Linked DNA regions of Homo sapiens: region 2 is linked to region 1. The links are chromatin loops, found by intact Hi-C in ENCODE. Cell type or tissue: psoas muscle. All regions are shown on one strand. Each heading gives the region's core, and the rest is flanking DNA. Links, peaks and the distances in the headings are about the cores only. Region 1 overlaps MYH14 (myosin heavy chain 14). Region 2 overlaps MYH14 (myosin heavy chain 14).

What was found. A loop is a pair of places that touch in the nucleus more often than their neighbours do. Peaks named below come from ENCODE experiments on the same cell type or tissue, not always from the same donor. Only the 100,000 strongest peaks of a DNase experiment are listed, where the experiment ranks them.
Region 2: it touches region 1 in a loop (1.8-fold over the local background); 2 of 110 quality-filtered maps call a loop at or near these places.

The regions. Positions count from the first base shown.
Region 1 is chr19:50,237,294-50,245,619 of GRCh38, reverse strand. MYH14 (myosin heavy chain 14) reads right to left here. Exons shown (of 43, transcript NM_001145809.2): 11 at 1,283-1,378. Among named protein-coding and RNA genes, the nearest start is that of MYH14, 38 kb to the right of the region's middle. RefSeq lists a silencer at 614-908 and an enhancer at 2,889-2,978. In psoas muscle, for the core only: a CTCF peak has its summit at 7,913 (motif pointing left); a DNase peak (open chromatin) is centred at 4,432; H3K27ac peaks cover 2,511 bases.
Region 2 is chr19:50,290,506-50,298,831 of GRCh38, reverse strand. It overlaps MYH14 (myosin heavy chain 14), which reads right to left. Exons shown (of 43, transcript NM_001145809.2): 36 at 7,784-7,945; 37 at 6,443-6,571; 38 at 5,511-5,599; 39 at 5,145-5,268. Among named protein-coding and RNA genes, the nearest start is that of KCNC3, 35 kb to the left of the region's middle. RefSeq lists enhancers at 5,972-6,499, 6,500-7,028. In psoas muscle, for the core only: no CTCF peak of the experiment used is centred there; no DNase peak of the experiment used is centred there.

The sequences.
Region 1 (8,326 bases), core at 89-8,088:
AAGAGGGGGTGAAGCACGATTCCATTTCTGTGACACTCTATATCCACAGTGATACAGACACAGAACAAAGCCCAGAGAGACACATCCCAAAATGTGAGCAGCAATTATCTCTGGGAATATGATTATGGGTAATTGTCTTTCTTTTTCTTTTTCTTTCTTTCTTCTTCTTTTTCTTTCTTTCTTCTTCTTTTTTTTTTTTGGAGACAGATTCTTGCTCCGTTGCCCAGGCTGGAGTGCAGCGGCACAATCTCGGCTCAACTGCAACCTCCGCCTCCTGGGTTCAAGCAATTCTCCTGCCTCAGCCTCCTGAGCAGCTGGGACTACAGGCACCCATCACCATTCCCAGTTAATTTTTGTATTTTTAGTAGAGAAGAAGTTTTGTCATGTTGGCCAGGCTGGTCTCGAACTCATGGCCTCAAGTGATCTGCCTGCCTTGGCCTCCCAAAGTGCTGGGATTACAGGTGATTATGGGTAATTTTCTCTCTTCCTTTCTACTTTTCTGTCATGCCAGATTTTTCCCCCTTCCAGCTTGTATTATTTTATAATAATAAAGAGACATAGCTATTTCTATTTTGGTTTAAAGTAAGGGATATTGACTATAATTCTGTTCTTGAAAGGCAAAAAGAAGTGTGTCTCTGCAGAGTGCAGAGGCTGGAGAAGCTACGCCAAATGCTAATGGTGGCTCCCTGTGGGGAGAGGGGGTCTGGGAGGATGGGCTCCTGCTGTTCCCCACTGTCGTGCTGGTGCGGTTCACTTTCAGCAGAGCTCACGCTTTTAGAATCAGGAAAAGAGTGGTTGATGTTATTTTGGCAAAGACTCAGCAAAAAGCAGGAAATCGGCCAGGCACGGTGGCTCAGGCCTGTAATCCCAGCACTTTGGGAGGCCGAGGTGGGCAGATCACGAGGTCATGAGATCGAGACCATCCTGGTTAACACGGTGACACTCCGTCTCTACTAAAAATACAAACAATTAGCCGGGCGTGGTGGCGGGCGCCTGTAGTCCCAGCTACTCAGGAGGCTGAGGCAGGAGAATGGTGTGAACCCGGGAGGCGGAGCTTGCAGTGAGCTGAGATCACGCCACTGCACTCCAGCCTGGGTGACAGAGCGAGACTCCATCTCAAAAAAAAAAAAAAAAAAAAAATGCAGGAAATCAGAGTGATCCTGGGTTGGAGACAGGTGTGGCTGGAAGGGGGATGCTCTCTACGTGGGACAGGGGTGCAGGAGGGCTGGGCACCACCTGGGCGGGGGCTGGAGGTCGTGGGCAGGCAGGCCGGGGGCAGTACCTGTGTTGTCAGGCATGGTGGCTTGATCGGTGTTCCGTTCTCTCTTCAAGGCAATGTTGCCAAACTGGAGAACTGCTGAGACCATCCGCAGCATGGCTGGGGACGCAAGGACAGAGGTCACGTGTGGCTCTGGACCCCGATGTGTGGTCTTAACTGGCCCCTTAAACATGTAACTTAAAAAGCTTAAGGCAAATTATATCACCACCCCTCAGCTTAAAATCTACTTGTGGGATGGGCGTGATAGCTCACACCTGTAATCCCAGCACTCTGGGAGGCCGAGGCGGGAGGATCACTTGAGCCCAGGAGTTTGAGACCAGCCTGAGCAACACAGCAAGACTCCATCTCAAAAAAAAAAAAAAGAATCCATCTTTGACACTGGGCAGGCCTTGAAATATGTGAACAGATCGGTGAATTCCGGTTGAGTTTATTATATCTGAGGCTTGCCCTATCGCTATGATACTTAAACAGTGTCTGCTTACGTTGTGTATTTTGTAAAACAATGCAAGTAGAATTTAAAAGGACTTAGGGAAATGAATGAAGAAGGTCTACAGTGATATGGAAAGACTTCTACCACAATGAGTGAAAAACAGGAGGCAAACAAACAATGCTGTGTGTGGCTTACTGCTATCTATGTGCAAAAGGGAGGAAATATAAAGTATAGTCGATTCTTGTGACTTGCACTGGTCATGTTCTTTCTTAAAAAATTATTTTGAATGGGGTCTTGCTCTGTTGCCCAGGCAGGTATGCAGTGGCACGATCATAGCTCACTGCAGCCTTGACCTCTTGGGCTCAAGTGATCCTCCTGCCTCAGCCCCCAGAGTGGCTGAGACCACGGGTGTGTACCACCACCTCTGGTCACATTTTCACCAACCGATCAATAAGTCACCTTGTTTTTTTTTTTGAGACGGAGTCTCATTCTTGTCACCCAGGCTGGAGTGCAGTGGTGCCATATCGGCTCACTGCAACCTCCACCTCCCAACTTCAAGCGATTCTCCTGCCTCACCCTCCCAAGTAGCTGGGATTACTGGTGCACACCACCACACCCGGCTAATTTTTGTATTTTTAGTAGAGATGGGGTTTCGCCATGTTGGCCAGGCTGGTCTTGAATTCCTGACCTCAGATGATCCACCCGCCTCGGCCTCCCAAAGTGCTGAGATTACAGGTGTGAGCCACTGCACCCAGCCTCGTCACCTTGTTTTATGTGCATTTTGTTTTAGAGACACCTTATTTAATATACTACTGACTCATTCGCACAGAACTCGAGGCCAACAGCACCGTAACTCGCACCTGGAGGAAGCTGATCTCACACACGTATTTTATCATTTCTCCAAAGCCACATGGCAGCCTTCTTGTGTTTGGGGATGCCAGACAGCACATCAGCACTGTGCTCAGGGGACATTTGAGACAGTGCAATCACCAGCAAAAAGTGCAAATTTGTGACTAACATGGCACTATTTAGGAAAGGACACTGTACAGTATGAGAACTGAAACCAGAAGGCAGAACACCACCCCTGTCTGATGTGAGCTGAGTGTGCACTCGGTGACTCAAATTTTCCTCCATTCTACGCAGGACCGTAAATGACCACGAACACACCAGGAGTACTGATTTCATGGTGATGCTATGCACCAATGCAATCCCTCAGCCACATCATCAGCTGTTCATTGTAGAACAGTTTTCACGATTTGTGGATCGAAATTGATATGGTTTGGCTGTGTCCCCAGCCAAATCTCATCTTGAAATTGTAGCTCCCATAATTCCCATGTGTTGTGCGAGGGACCCAGTGGGAGGTAACTGAATCTTGGGGGCTGTTTCCCCCATACTGTTCTCGTGGTAGTGAATAAGTCTCACGAGATCTGAGGTTTTATAAGTGGAAACCCCTTTTGCTTGGCTCTCATTCTGTCTTGCCTGCCACCATGTAAGATGTGCCTTTTGCCTTCTGCCATGATTGTGGAGGCCACCCCAGCCACGTGGAACTGTGAGTCTGTTAAACCTCTTTTACTTTATAAATTACCCAGTCTTGGGTATGTCTTTATCAGCAGCATGACTAATACAGAAATGGACCTTGAATTGGGGGTTACAAATAGATTTGGCGAGTAGGCTGTGCAGAGTTCTAGAAAGTGCATTGGAAGTGGGTAGTGCTGCCCCCTAGAATATGTCTCAGGAACTTGTGGAGGGGTCGGGTGTTTCTGGACGTCACCAGGACTAGGCAGTCCACTTGGATGCGGACGGTTTCTACAGCCCACATGGCTTCTGAAAAATGGCCCCCTGGACATTTGCGTCCATGAAGTCATGGTTTGTAATTATCTGCAACAAATTCCCAACAGTTTTACGTATAAATACAGCAGTGTTTTGTGCTTGGTTTTAATACACAGTGAGGCTTGGTGCGGTGTGGTGGTGGTGGTACGGGCTCACGCCCGTAATCCCAGCACTTTGGGAGGGCAAAGGCGGGAAGATCATTTGAGTCCAGGAGTTTGAGATCAGCTTGGGCAACATAGTGAAAACCTGTCTCTACTAAAAATACAAAAAATTAGGTGGCCATGGTGGTGGATGCCTGTGGTCCCAGCTACTCGGGAGGCTGAGGTAGGAGGATCACCTGAGCCTGGAAAGTCGAGGCTGCAGTGAGCCATGATTGCACCACTGCACTCAAGCCTGGGCAATGAGAGAGAGACCCTGCCTCAAAAAAAAAAAAAATTAATATACAGTGAATTTTCCAGGAGGACAGCCACTGTGTAAATCCCAGAGAAGGCTGTTCTTTGCTTTGCTCAGGACTCAATCAAAATTGATCACCTTTTCAGAACACTCTCCCCTGACAGCAGAGCTGTGTGTGGTGTTTGAGTCAAGGGGACAGCAGGTGAGGCTGTGTTTGTGTTTGCATCTGATGCTTTTTCTTTTTTTTTTCTTTTGAGATAGAGTCTTGCTGTGTCATCAGGCTGGAGTGCAGTGGCACAATCTTGGCTCACTTCAACCTCTGCCTCCTGGGTTCAAGTGATTCTCCCGCCTCAGCCTCCCAAGTAGCTGGGACTACAGGCACATGCCAACACGCCCAGCTAATTTTTGTATTTTTAGTAGAGACGGGGTTTCATCGTGTTGGCCAGGATGGTCTCAATCTCTTGACCTCGTGATCCGCCCGCCTGGGCCTCCTAAAGTGCTGGGATTACAGGCATGAGTCACCAAGCCTGGCTGCATCTGATGCTTTCATGGTGGGGCCATAGGTCAGTGCAACCCCTCAGCCGCCTGGTCAACCATTCATTCTAGAACAGTTTGTACCATTTGTGCACTGAAATGGACCTTGATTTATTTTTCACTTCCTCCATACCACAACCTGTTCCAAACACTTACAAATGACTTCAGGTACCCTTCATAACCACTGAACAAGGCAGGTCCTTCTATGCTTCCCATGTTACAGATAGGGTAACTGAGGCACTCAATCAACTCACCCAAGATCACCCAGCTCACATAGGCTGGCAGAGCTGGGATTCAAACCAGGGCAGTCTGTGGTTGTTTTTTTGGGTTTTTTTGTTTGTTTTTCTGTTTTTATTTTTTTATTTTATTTTATTTTTTTAATAGAGATGAGATCTCATTCTGTTGCCCAGGCTGGTCTCCAACTCCTGGCCTCAAGAAGTCCTCCTCACTTGGCCTCCCAAAGTGTTGGGATTACAGGCATGAGCCACTGTGCCTGGCCTGGGAGGCAGTGCTTTTAATTTCTGTGCTTCCATTTTCCTTTTTCATTTTAGCATAGATTTTTTTTTAAAGAGACAGAGTCTTGCTCTGTTGCCCAGGCTGGAGTGCAGTGGTGTGGTGTGATCATAGCTTACTGCAGCCTCAACTTCCTGGGCTCAAGCGATCCTCTCACCACAGCCTTCTGAGTAGCTGGACTACAGATGCTCACCACCATGCCCAGCTAATTTAAAAAAATGTTTTGTCCAGATGGGATCTTGGCATGTTGCCCAAGTTGGTCTCAAATTCCCCGGCTCAAGCGATTCTCCTAACTCAGCCTCCCAAAGTGCTGGGATTACAGGCATAAGCCACCGTGCCGGCGTAGCATAGGTTTATGAATGTAAATACATATGCGCAGCACACATACAGAAAAGGACACATACTATAGACATCCAGCTCCAGGAACGTTTACAAAGTGAATGTGTCTGTGGAACTGGCCTCTCCAAAGCCCCCTTCCCTCACTGGACATGGATGAATGTCACAAACACACGGCTGAGTGACAGAAGCCAGGTGAGAAACTGCACACCGTGTGATTCTATTTGTACCAAATCCAAGAAGAGGCAACACAACTCCATGCTCTTAGAAGTCGGAATAATGGTTACCTTGAGGGGGTGCTGGTGGTGGGAAGGGACATGGGGGGCTCCTGGGTGCTGGATATACAGGGTGTTCCCTCCCAAAACTCCCCCAGGCTGGATGCCAAGGGCCTGTGCTCCTTTTATTGGTGTGTATACTGTACTTCTACACAAAGGTGGCTTAGAAAAAGGTGTGTGTGGCCGGGCGCGGTGGCTCACGCCTGTAATCCCAGCACTTTGGGAGGCTGAGGCGGGCAGATCACGAGGTCAAGAGATCGAGACCATCCTGGCTAACACAGTGAAACCTTGTCTCTACTAAAAATACAAAAAATTAGCTAGGCGTGGTGGCAGGCACCTGTAGTCCCAGCTACTCTGGAGGCTGAGGCAGGAGAATGGCATGAACCGGGGAGGCGGAGCTTGCAGTGAGCGGAGATCGGGCCACTGCACTCCAACCTGGGTGACAGAGTGAGACACTGTCTCAAAAAAAGAAGAAAAAGAAAAAGGTGTGTGTGAGTGGGGGTGGGAGGTCAGCATTTCTTCTGGAATACTCCCGCCAAAAACGTGTAACTAGAATGTAATTGCAGGGAAACAGACCCAGATACAGATGAAACAACCAGTCTGTAATCTTCCCAAGTGTCAAAACCATGAATGATAAAGAAAGACTCAGGAAGAGTTTCAGACTGAAGGAGAGTAAAGAGATGGATGACCAGGAAAAAAAGAGAGCAAGAGGGCTGGGCACGGTGGCTCACGCCTGTAATCGCAGCACTTCGGGAGGCCGAGGCAGGCGGTTCACCTGAGGTCAGGAGTTCGAGACCAGCCTGACCAACATGGAGAAACCCCGTCTCTGCTAAAAATACAAAATCAGCTGGGTGTGGCGGCGCATGCCTGTAATTCCAGCTACTCAGGAGGCTGAGGCAGGAGAATTGCTTGAATCTGGGGGGCGGAGGTTGCAGTGAGCTGAGATCGCGCCACTGTACTCCAGCCTGGGGGACAGAGTGAGACTCCATCATGCGCAAGAGAGAATTTTTTTTGTTTTTTTTTGGAGGTTGGGGGACAACTGGCCTAAGGTCTGTGGACTGGATAACAGTGCTGTGCTGAACTCGATTTCCTGGTGACACTGCTGGTCTGTGGTTGTATAAAGGAATGTTCGTAGGAAATACATGCTGATGTTTTCAGAGGAGGTGGGAGGATGAATAACAGACCCCAAAGATACCCATAACCTAATCCCTGGGACCTGTGAATGTGACCTTCCATGGCAAAAGGGACTTTGCAGATGTGATTAAATGAAGGATCCTAGGCCAGTCGTGGTGGCTCACACCTGTAATCCCAGCACTTTGGGAGGCCAAGGCAAGGGGATCACTTGAGGTCAGGAGTTCGAGACCAGCCTGGCCAACATGGTGAACCCCGACTCTACCAAAAATGCAAAATATAAGCTGGGTGTGGTGGCGAGCGCCTATAATCTCAGCTGCTCGGGAGGCTGAAATGGGAGAATTGCTTGAACCAGGGAGGTGGAGGTTGGAGTAAGCTGAGATCACACCACCGCACTCTGCTCCAGCCTGGGCAACAGAGCGCTAGACTCCATCTCAAAAAAAATAAAAAATAAAAAAGATAAATAAAGAAGGACACATCCTTACAGACCCACAGTGCATCTGGCCCAGCAAACTTAATGATCATTCCTTAACATCAGCTTAGACCCCGTCCAGACCTGGCTTCCATCAATGGCCTTTAAAATGGCCTCTTGCAGTTGGCTTAGGAAGCTGTGTTTGTGCCAGGCCCCAGGGCGCATCTGATGCCCTGAGGACCTGGCAGTCAGCTCTTGTTGCTGACATCAGACTCGCCCATCACTAGCAAGCCCAGCCTGCGGATGCCTCATGTGAGAGGCTGGCATGCCTCCCTGTGTCCCAGGCTACCTGCTCAACCTCTCAGCATGGCATTTATGGTGCCAAGGGGTGGCAGGCAGAGATGTAAAATGGGGAAGGAGATGGACAGACACCCTGCCTTGATTGGCCCCAAATGCTTTCTGCCTTGGGCTCCCTGTGGGTGACACTGAGGTGTCCACCTCTCTCTCTGGATCATGGGCTGGCTTTGGGGTCAGACGTTTCCACCATGGCTTTGCCTCCTCCTCTTGAATTGGGGTGAGTCCTAGGACAGGACACCCCACCTCCCTGACCCTCTGTCTCTTGTCAAAAAAAGTCTGTGAAAAGGTGACTAACTCCACTCCTTGTAAGCAAAACACAGAATGAAACTGTAATGAGAGCTCATTCATCTGCCACATCAGCAAAGACAAAAAAGCTCCAGCCATCGTTGCTGGGTGCAGGTGGGGACACAGGTGCTCCAGGTATATGCTGGAGGAACTGGAAACTAGCGCCACCCTGTGGACAGCGACGAGGTAGATTCTCTGCAATTTAAAAAATGCTCATGGCCGGGTGCGGTGGCTCACGCCTGTAATCCCAGCATTTTGGGAGGCGGAGGCGGGTGGATCACTTGAGGTCAGGAGTTCGAGACCAGCCTGGCCAACACGGTGAAACCCTGCCTCTACTAAAAATACAAAAAAAGTTAGCGGGTGTGGTGGCACATGCCTGTAATCCCAGCTACTCAGGAGGCTGAGGTAGGAGAATTGTTTGAACCCGGGAGGTGGAAGTTGCAGTGAGTCGAGATCGTGCCACTGCACTCCAACCCCAGGTGACAGAACGAGACTCTGTCTCAAAAAAAAAAAAAAATGTTCACACCTGAGTTGGGGTAGGGAGGTTGGGG
Region 2 (8,326 bases), core at 207-8,206, 53 kb before region 1:
GGGATTACAGGCATGAGCCACTGCACCCGATCTTTCTGTCTTATTTGTGAATTTTCTTTTTTCTTTTCTTTTTTTTTTTTTTAGATGGAGTCTCGCTCTGTTGCCTAGGCTGGAGTGCAGTGGCTCGATCTCGGCTCACTGTAACCTCTGCCTCCTGGGTTCAAGCTATTCTTCTGCCTCACCCTGCTGAGTAGCTGGGACTACAGGCACCCGCCACCACGCCTGGCTAATTTTTGTATTTTTAGTAGAGACAGGGGTTCACCATATTGGTCAGGCTGATCTTGAACTCCTGCCAGCCTCGGCCTCCCAGAGTGCTGGGATTACAGGTGTGAGCCACCGCGCTTGGCCTTATTTGTGAATTTTCAAGGGAATTTGTACCTGTGATATTGCTTTGCGTATATACTTCATGTGTGCATGTGTGTGTGTGTGTATGTGTGTGTGTTTGTGTGTGTGTTGGGTTTTGTCCATGGTTCCTTGATCATAATTTGCATAGCCCTTTTAGAGTAAACAGAACCTCTCTCTCTAACCTCCTCCTGCCCCCTCTTTCACCTGCACAAGGCAGAAACTCTAACCTGACTGTGGATCACAGGACCCTCATTTCAGAGGGGGAAGGAATGCTGCATAGAGAAGCCAGGAAGAATCTGAACAGACAGGCCTCGCTGGGTTTAGATCGGACCCTTTTTGTCCAATCACATTTCTACGTGGTTGTTAATCACACCTATCCAGTGACGTCTCCATAAAAGGCCCAAGAGGACAGGGTTTGGGCAGCTTCTGGAAGCTGAACATGTGCAGTACCTGGAGGGTGGCGCTCCCAGGAGGGCACGGAAGCTCCATGCCCCTCCCCCATGCCCTCCCCATGCACCCATGGGGTGAATAGACTCCCACGCAAAATTCATGTCCACTCAGAACCTCGGAATGTGACCTTAGTTGGAAATAGGATCTTTGCAGTTGTAATTGATTAACGCGAGGTCACACTGGATTAGGGTGGGCCTCAAATCTGATACGGCTGGTGTCCTTTTAAGAGGAGATGAGGGCCAGGCAATGGTGGCTCACACCTGTAATCCCAGCAATTTGGGAGGCTGAGGCAGCGGATCACCTGACATCAGGAGTTCGAGACCAGCCTGGCCAACATGGTGAAATGCCATCACTACTAAAAATACAAAAAAAATTAGCCAGATGTGGTGGTGGGCGCCTGTAATCCAGCTACTCGGGAGGTTGAGGCAGGAGAATCGCTTGAACCCGGGAGGTGAAGGTTGCAGTGAGCTAAGATCAGCCCATTGCACTCCAGCCTAGGCGACAAGAGCGAGACTCTGTCTCAAAAAAAAAAAAAAAAAAAAAAAGAGGAGATGAGACAGAGCCACAAAGATGGGAAAATGCCTTGTAAAGTTAAAGGCAGAGATTGCAATGACACATCTACAGATGAAGAAACAGCAGGGACTGCCAGCACCCACGGGAAGCCAGGGGAGAGGCATGAACAAGAGGAACCAACCCTGCCCACACCTTGATTTCAGACCTCTGGCCTCCAGGACCACGAGAGAATACATTCCTGGCCGGGCGCGGTGGCTCACGTCTGTAATCCCAGCACTTTGGGAGGCCGAGGCGGGCGGATCACGAGGTCAGGAGTTTGAGAGCAGCCTGGCCAACATGGTGAAACCCCCTCCCTATTAAAAATACAAATATTAGCCAGGCATGGTGGTGCATGCTTGTAGTCCCAGCTACTTGGGAGGCTGAGGCAGGAGAATCACTTGAATCCGGGAGGCAGAGGTTGCAGTGAGCCAAGATCACACCACGGCACTCCAGTCTGGGTGACAGAGCGAGACTCCATCTCAAACAAACAAACAAACAAAAAAAAACAGAGAGAATACATTCCTGTTGCTTTAAGCTACTGTGTTTGTGGTAATTCATTATGGTGGCCCTAGGGAACTAACACAGCAACTAATTAATATTTTTTTAAAACGTTGCTGTTGAATTTAAACAGATTTCAAGGGATTAAATCAGTTGCAATTATTTTCCTCATTGAAGCTCAACTTGCCCCACTTTGGGCCAGCGCGAGGCTCTTCACGTTGACTTCTACGTGCTCTTGACATAACTATACTATCTTTCCTGCTAATGGGTATCGCAAAATGTTCTGGGTTACTCTTGTTCATTGCCTGCTCCAGATCTGGAATCAGCCACTTCGGAAGAAGCTCCAGTTTCATTTCTCTTCTTTTCTTTTTCTTTTTTTTGAGACAGGGTCTCACTCTGTTGCCCAGGCTGGAGTGGAGTGGCACAATTCTGGCTCACTACAACCTCTGCTTCCCGGATCCAGGCAATCCTCCTACCTCAGCCCTCAGAGTAGCTGGGGCCGCAGGCGTGCCCGCCATCGCACCTGGCTAATTTTTTTTTTTGTAGAGACGGGGTCTTACTGGGTTGCTCAGGCTGGTCTCAAACTCCTGGGCTCAAGCAATCCTCCTGCCTTAGCCTTCCAAGGAGCTAGGATTACAGGTGTGAGCCACTGCGCCCAGCCAGCCCCAGTTTCTTTTAGAGGGAAACAGCATTTCCAGATCACAACGTGGATATAGGGATACTCATTGCTACTGGGTTCCCTGTTTCTAGGCCTTTTGGGTGGTCAGAGAGACTGGATCTGTATAAAATACATCACCAGTTCACGTGAATATGATGAAGTCAAATTGAGAACTACAGGGGTTTGCTTAGTTTTGTTTTTAAACTTTTTTTTTTTTTTTGAGACAAAGTCTCGCTCTGTCACCCAGGCTGGAGTGTAGTGGCACGATCTCAGATCACTGCAACCTCCGCCTCCTGGGTTCAAGCAATTCTCTGCCCCAGCCTCCCGAGTAGCTGGACTACAGGTGCCCGCCATCACGCCTGGCTAGTTTTTGTATTTTTAGTAGAGACGGGGTTTCACCATGTTGGCCAGGCTGGTCTTGAACTCCTGACCTCATGATCTACCCGCCTCAGCCTCCCAAAGTGCTAGGATTATAGGCATGAGCCACTGCGCCTGGCTTAAACTATTTTTTAAACATAATTTATCACTTTTCTTTTTGAGACAGGGTCTCACTATGTTGCCCAGGCTGGAGTGCAGTGGTGCAATCATGGCTCACTGCAGCTTCGACCTCCCTGGGCTCAGGTGATCCTCCCAACTCAGCCTCCTGGGTAGCTGGGACTATAGGTGTGCACCACCACACCCAGCTAATTTTTCAATTTTGTGTAGGGATGGAGTTTTGCCATGTCATCCAAGCTGGTCTGGAGCTCCTACGCTAAAAGCAATCCACCAAAAGTGCTGGGATTCCAGGCGTGACCCACTGCGCCCCACTAAACGTAATTTCTTTTCTCTTTTTATTTCACATATATTTTTTGTAGAGATGGGGTCTCACTGTGTTGCCCAGGCTGGTCTCAAACACCTGGGCTCAAGCGATCCTTCCACCTTGGCCTCCCAAAGTGCTGAGATTACAGGCATGAGCCACCATACCTGGCCTGTTTTTTTTGTTTTGTTTTTTTGTTTTTTGTTTTGAGATGGAGTCTTGCTCTGTCGCCCAGGCTGGAGTGCAGTGGTGCGATCTCGGCTTACTGCAAGCTCTGCCTCCCGGGTTCATGCCATTCTCCTGCCTCAGCCTCCCGAGTAGCTGGGACTACAGGTACATGCCACCATGCCCGGCTAATTTTTTGTATTTTTAGTAGAGACGGGGTTTCACTGTGTTAGCCAGGATGGTCTTGATCTCCTGACCTCGTGATCTGCCCGCCTCGGCCTCCCAAAGTTCTGGGATTACAGGCGTGAGCCACCGCGCCCGGCCACACCTGGCCTGTTTTTAAAAAAAAAAAAAAAAAAAAACTTAATCTCTTCTCTAGGACAACTATATCAAGGTTCTTTGGTGCTGAGTACCCTGATGTCAAGGACGTAGTAGATGACATAGTATCCCATCTTTGATCATTTACTTTATCCCACATTATAAACTCAATGTCTCAGAAAAACAGTGCTAATACTATCACCATCAATTAAAGTAGGTTAAAACATTTTGCATATTTTCCCCATTCTCTCCATTTAAAAAGTAGTCTTACTACACATAACTGTTGAGCATATAATTATTACCTTTTTTTTTTGAGACAGGGTCTCACTCTGTCATCCAGTCACCCAGGCTGGAGTGCAGTGACACAATCATAGCTCACTGCAGCCTCAATCTCCCAGGCTGAAGCGATCCTCCCTCCTCAGCCTCCCAGGTAGTTGGACTACAGGCATGCACCACTGCACCTGGCTAATTTTTAAATATTTTGTAGAGAAAATTGGAGAATCAGGAGAATCGCTTGAACCTGGGAGGCAGAGGTTGCAGTGAGCCGAGATAGCACCACTGCACTCCAGCTTGGGCAACAGAGGGAGACTCCACCTCAAAAAAAAAAAAAAAAAATTAGAAAAAAACTAATGAAGAATGCAGACATTGGTTTGTCCTTGGAAATCCCATCACTCTGTTGTCTTCTTGGCAAACTCTTACACTTCCTTTAAGATCTCTCAAGGCATCACCTCCACCAGGAAGCCTTCTCTGATGGCCTCTATCCTCCAGGCTAGGTTGGTAGTCCCTTCTAGGTTCCCACAGTGCCCGTGTTTCCTCCATTTTCACTTGTATCTCTGTATTGGGATGGTCTATTTCCTCCTTTAGACTAAGACGTGTTTGAGGGCAGAGGCTTAGTATTAACCATCTCCAGGTCCCCAGCATAACCCGGAATAGGATCTGGGCCACCGGAATCCTCAGAAAATATTTATAAATAAATATGCAAAGGAAAACATGCTTTTCTCCCTCTGCTGAACTCCAACTTATGCTTTAAAACCCCCAGCCAAATGTCTCTTTTTCCAAATGTTTTCTTATGACTCCTGCAGAAAGTCTTTTCTCTCTCTCTACTGGGCCCAGGAGACTTCCATGATCACACTTGCTGGCCCATGTCTGTTTCCCCACATAATTCATCTTTGGATTTAGCCCTGAAGAAACCCCTCAGAAATACAAGTGAATCATGCCTTTCAACCCTTTTAAGAACTCCTATTCAACCTTCAAAACCCAACTCAAATATCCCCTTTCTATATTTGTTGAATAAGAGGACTGAAGGTTACGGTCCCAGGTCAATGGGGACTGAGGCTGGTGGGGGCGGTCAATCACGCTCACCTGCAGGAGCAGCTTGCGGTAGCGGTCATTGAGCAGCTCCGAGTTGCTCTGCTCCTCCTCCAGCTCTTCCTCCAACTGCCCCAGGCGCCCCTCCAGCTGACGCTTCTCCTCCAGAATGGCTGCCCTAGGGAGACAGGAAGGCGTGGGGATGAAAGGACAGGATGGTCAGAGGAGGGTGCCTTGCCTCACACTACAGGACCCTGTGGTTAGCCCCACGCATCTCCCCAGCCTCACACCCCAGGGGCCCCGAGGTTAACCCCGCCCACCTCCCAGTTTCCTGTCCCAGAGCCCAGCCACCTCCAGCCTACCCCAGCTTCACCTCCTGCAGACGCAGTACCTCAGCCTTCAGACCCTTGGGGCACTTACTTGCTAAGGTTACCATTGGCCACCTCATCTGCCATCTCATCCCGGTCCTGCTGGGCCTGCCGCCGAGCACGGTCCGAGGCGGCCAGTTCCTGTGATGATGGAGGGGTGGCCGGTGGGTGTGAGGAGAAGCAATCTGGGCACGGGTCTCACCCCTTTCTCTGTCCCTCACACCTCAAGGCTCTTGGCTTTTTTCTCATGCTGTCCCTGGGTAACCCTGGAATGAGCTGCAACCTACAGATGTCTCCTAAATCTGTCTCCTGAGCCCCTGACCTGTGCTCACCTCTTGCAGCCCAACCCCCAGGCCCCTCACCCTCTCCACCTTTTACTGCACACAGGTCCTCCTCTCAAACCTGCCTCTCCTCCAGGGTCCCCCAATCACCGGGCCAGACCCCCAGTGCTCTCCTCCCCTCCTCCGGCCCCCCTCACCATAGCCTTCTCCCTCCTGCCTTCTGACTGCCTTCTCCGTCCTCTGCATCCCCTTGGCCCTGGCTCAGGGTTCTCTCTCTCTTTCTCAATCTCTCTCTCTCTCCCCTCTCCCACTCCCACTCCCACAGCCTTTGTGACTCCAATCTCCCCACTCCAGTTCAACTGCTACAGAGCTGACCCTGCCCATCCTCTGTTCTGGATCTTTCCATGGCTCCCTAGTGCCCTAAGACAAAATCCCTGCTCTTAGGCTGGCATTGCAGGCCACATGGTAAGACACACCCACCTCCCGAGCCTTACACCCTGGGACCCTGTGGTTAGCCCCGCCCACCTCCCCAGCTTCACATCCAGGGACCCTGTGGTTAGCCCCGCCCACCTCCCCAGCTTCACATCCAGGGACCCTGTGGTTAGCCCCGCCCACCTCCCCAGCTTCACATCCAGGGACCTCAAGGTTAGCCTTGCCCACCTCCCAGCTTCCTGTCCCAGGGCCCAGCCTACCCCAGCCTCACCTCCTGCAGCCGCAGCACCTCAGCCTCCAGGCCCTTGAGGCGCTTTTCACTTTCCCGATTCTGGGAGAAGATCTCCTCCCGGGAGGTGCGTGTCTCCTCCACCTCCCGCCATAGCTCCTTCATCTGGGCCTGGGTGGAACGGAATAGGTAGATGGGCTCAGCCTGGCCACACAGCACAGGGAACTCCTCCACCCCCTTGCCAGACCGACGGGGCTCCTCAGCTCCCGTGAACAAGCAGGGAACTCTCCGAACCCTGCAGACCTGGGCTCCTGTGTATAAAGCCACTTGCTGTGTGACCCTGAGCCAGCCTCTCCCACTCTGGTCCTCAAGGGAGGAGGTTGACCTGGCTGAGAACTAGAAGGCAGCTGGAAGCCTGATGGAGCCTGGCTTCAAGTTAGATAGACATGGGTTTGAATTACAACTTGGCCATATCCTTGCTGGGTGACTGTGAGCCAGCCACTGCCCCTCTCTGAGCCTCAGTTTGCCTACTGTTGATTTATTTATTTTATTTCTATCTTTACTTTTTTGAGACAGTCTCGCTCTGTCACCCAGGCTGGAGTGCACTGGTGGGATCTCAACTCACTGCAACCACTGCCTCCCGGATTCAAGCAATTCTCCTGCCTCAGCCTCCTGAGTAGCTGAGACCACAGGTGCGTGCCACCATGCCTGGCTAATTCTTGTATTTTTAGTAGAAACAGGGTTTCACCATATTGGCCAGGCTGGTATTGAACTCCTGACCTCAGGTGATCTGCCCATCTTGGCCTCCCAAAGTGGTGGGATTACAGGTGTGAGCCACTGTGTCTGGCCAAAAAACCATATGGTATTTTCACTTCAAAAACAAAACCATGGGGGCGGGTGGATCACTTGAGGCCAAGAGATCGAGACCAGCCTGGCCAACATGGCAAAACCTTGTCTCTACTAAAAATACAAAAATTATGGCGCACGCCTGTAATCCCAGCTACTCAGGAGGCTGAGGCAGGAGAACTGCTTGAACCTGGGAGGCAGAGTTGCTGTGAGCTGAGATCACGTCGCTGCACTCCAGCCTGGGTGACAGAATGAGACTGTCTCAAAAAAAAAAAAACCAACTGAACAAACAAAGAAACAAACAAAAAAATGAGGAAATTTGACTTAAAAGTGCAGCATTTTAAATGAAAGAAATGTAAAATAGAAGAAGAAGGAAGCCAGCCTCTGGGGCATGGATGTTTATAAAGGTGCTGACCCATGCGGATGCTGCCTGTGGGTTGAGAGCGAGGGGTCCGAGCTAGCCTTAGACCCTGGAGTGATGGTTGGGGCTTGAAGACACCAAAGCCTCCCCTCCCTGCAGCTCACGCCGGCTCTTACCTGCATCTTGCGAAGCTGCTTCACCGCCTCCTCCTTGCCCTGGCCGGCAGAGGCCATCTGAGCCTTCAGCTCCTCCAGCTCTCCCTCCAGCTTCTTGCGGGCAGCCACGGCCAGAGTGCGCTGCTTCCGCTCCTCATCCCGCTCCACCTCTGCATCTCTCAGCTGGAGAGGAGGTCAGGAGGGACCGGGTCAGACACAGGAAGCCCAGCCTCCCTCTGTGTGCTAGGGACATGGATGTCTGCCCTGGAGCTCCTGCCCAGGCTGCAAGCCCCGCTCCTCTCACTCCCTGACTCTCTTTACTTGGTCTCCTCTCTATCCCTACTGCCCCAGCTCAGTCCCCCATCTCACCTAAGCCTCCTTTCTAGCCTCTCATCTCTCCCCTCCAGCCCATTCCAACACGTCTCCAGAGCTGATCCTGCTCATAGCCCTCCCATGGTTCCCCAGTGCCCCCAGGGCCAAGTCTTGGACACTCAGCCATGTCTAAGTCAAAGGGGCTAGCAGAGACAAAACCCTGCAGAGACCCCTGGCCTTAGGTCACCTGTT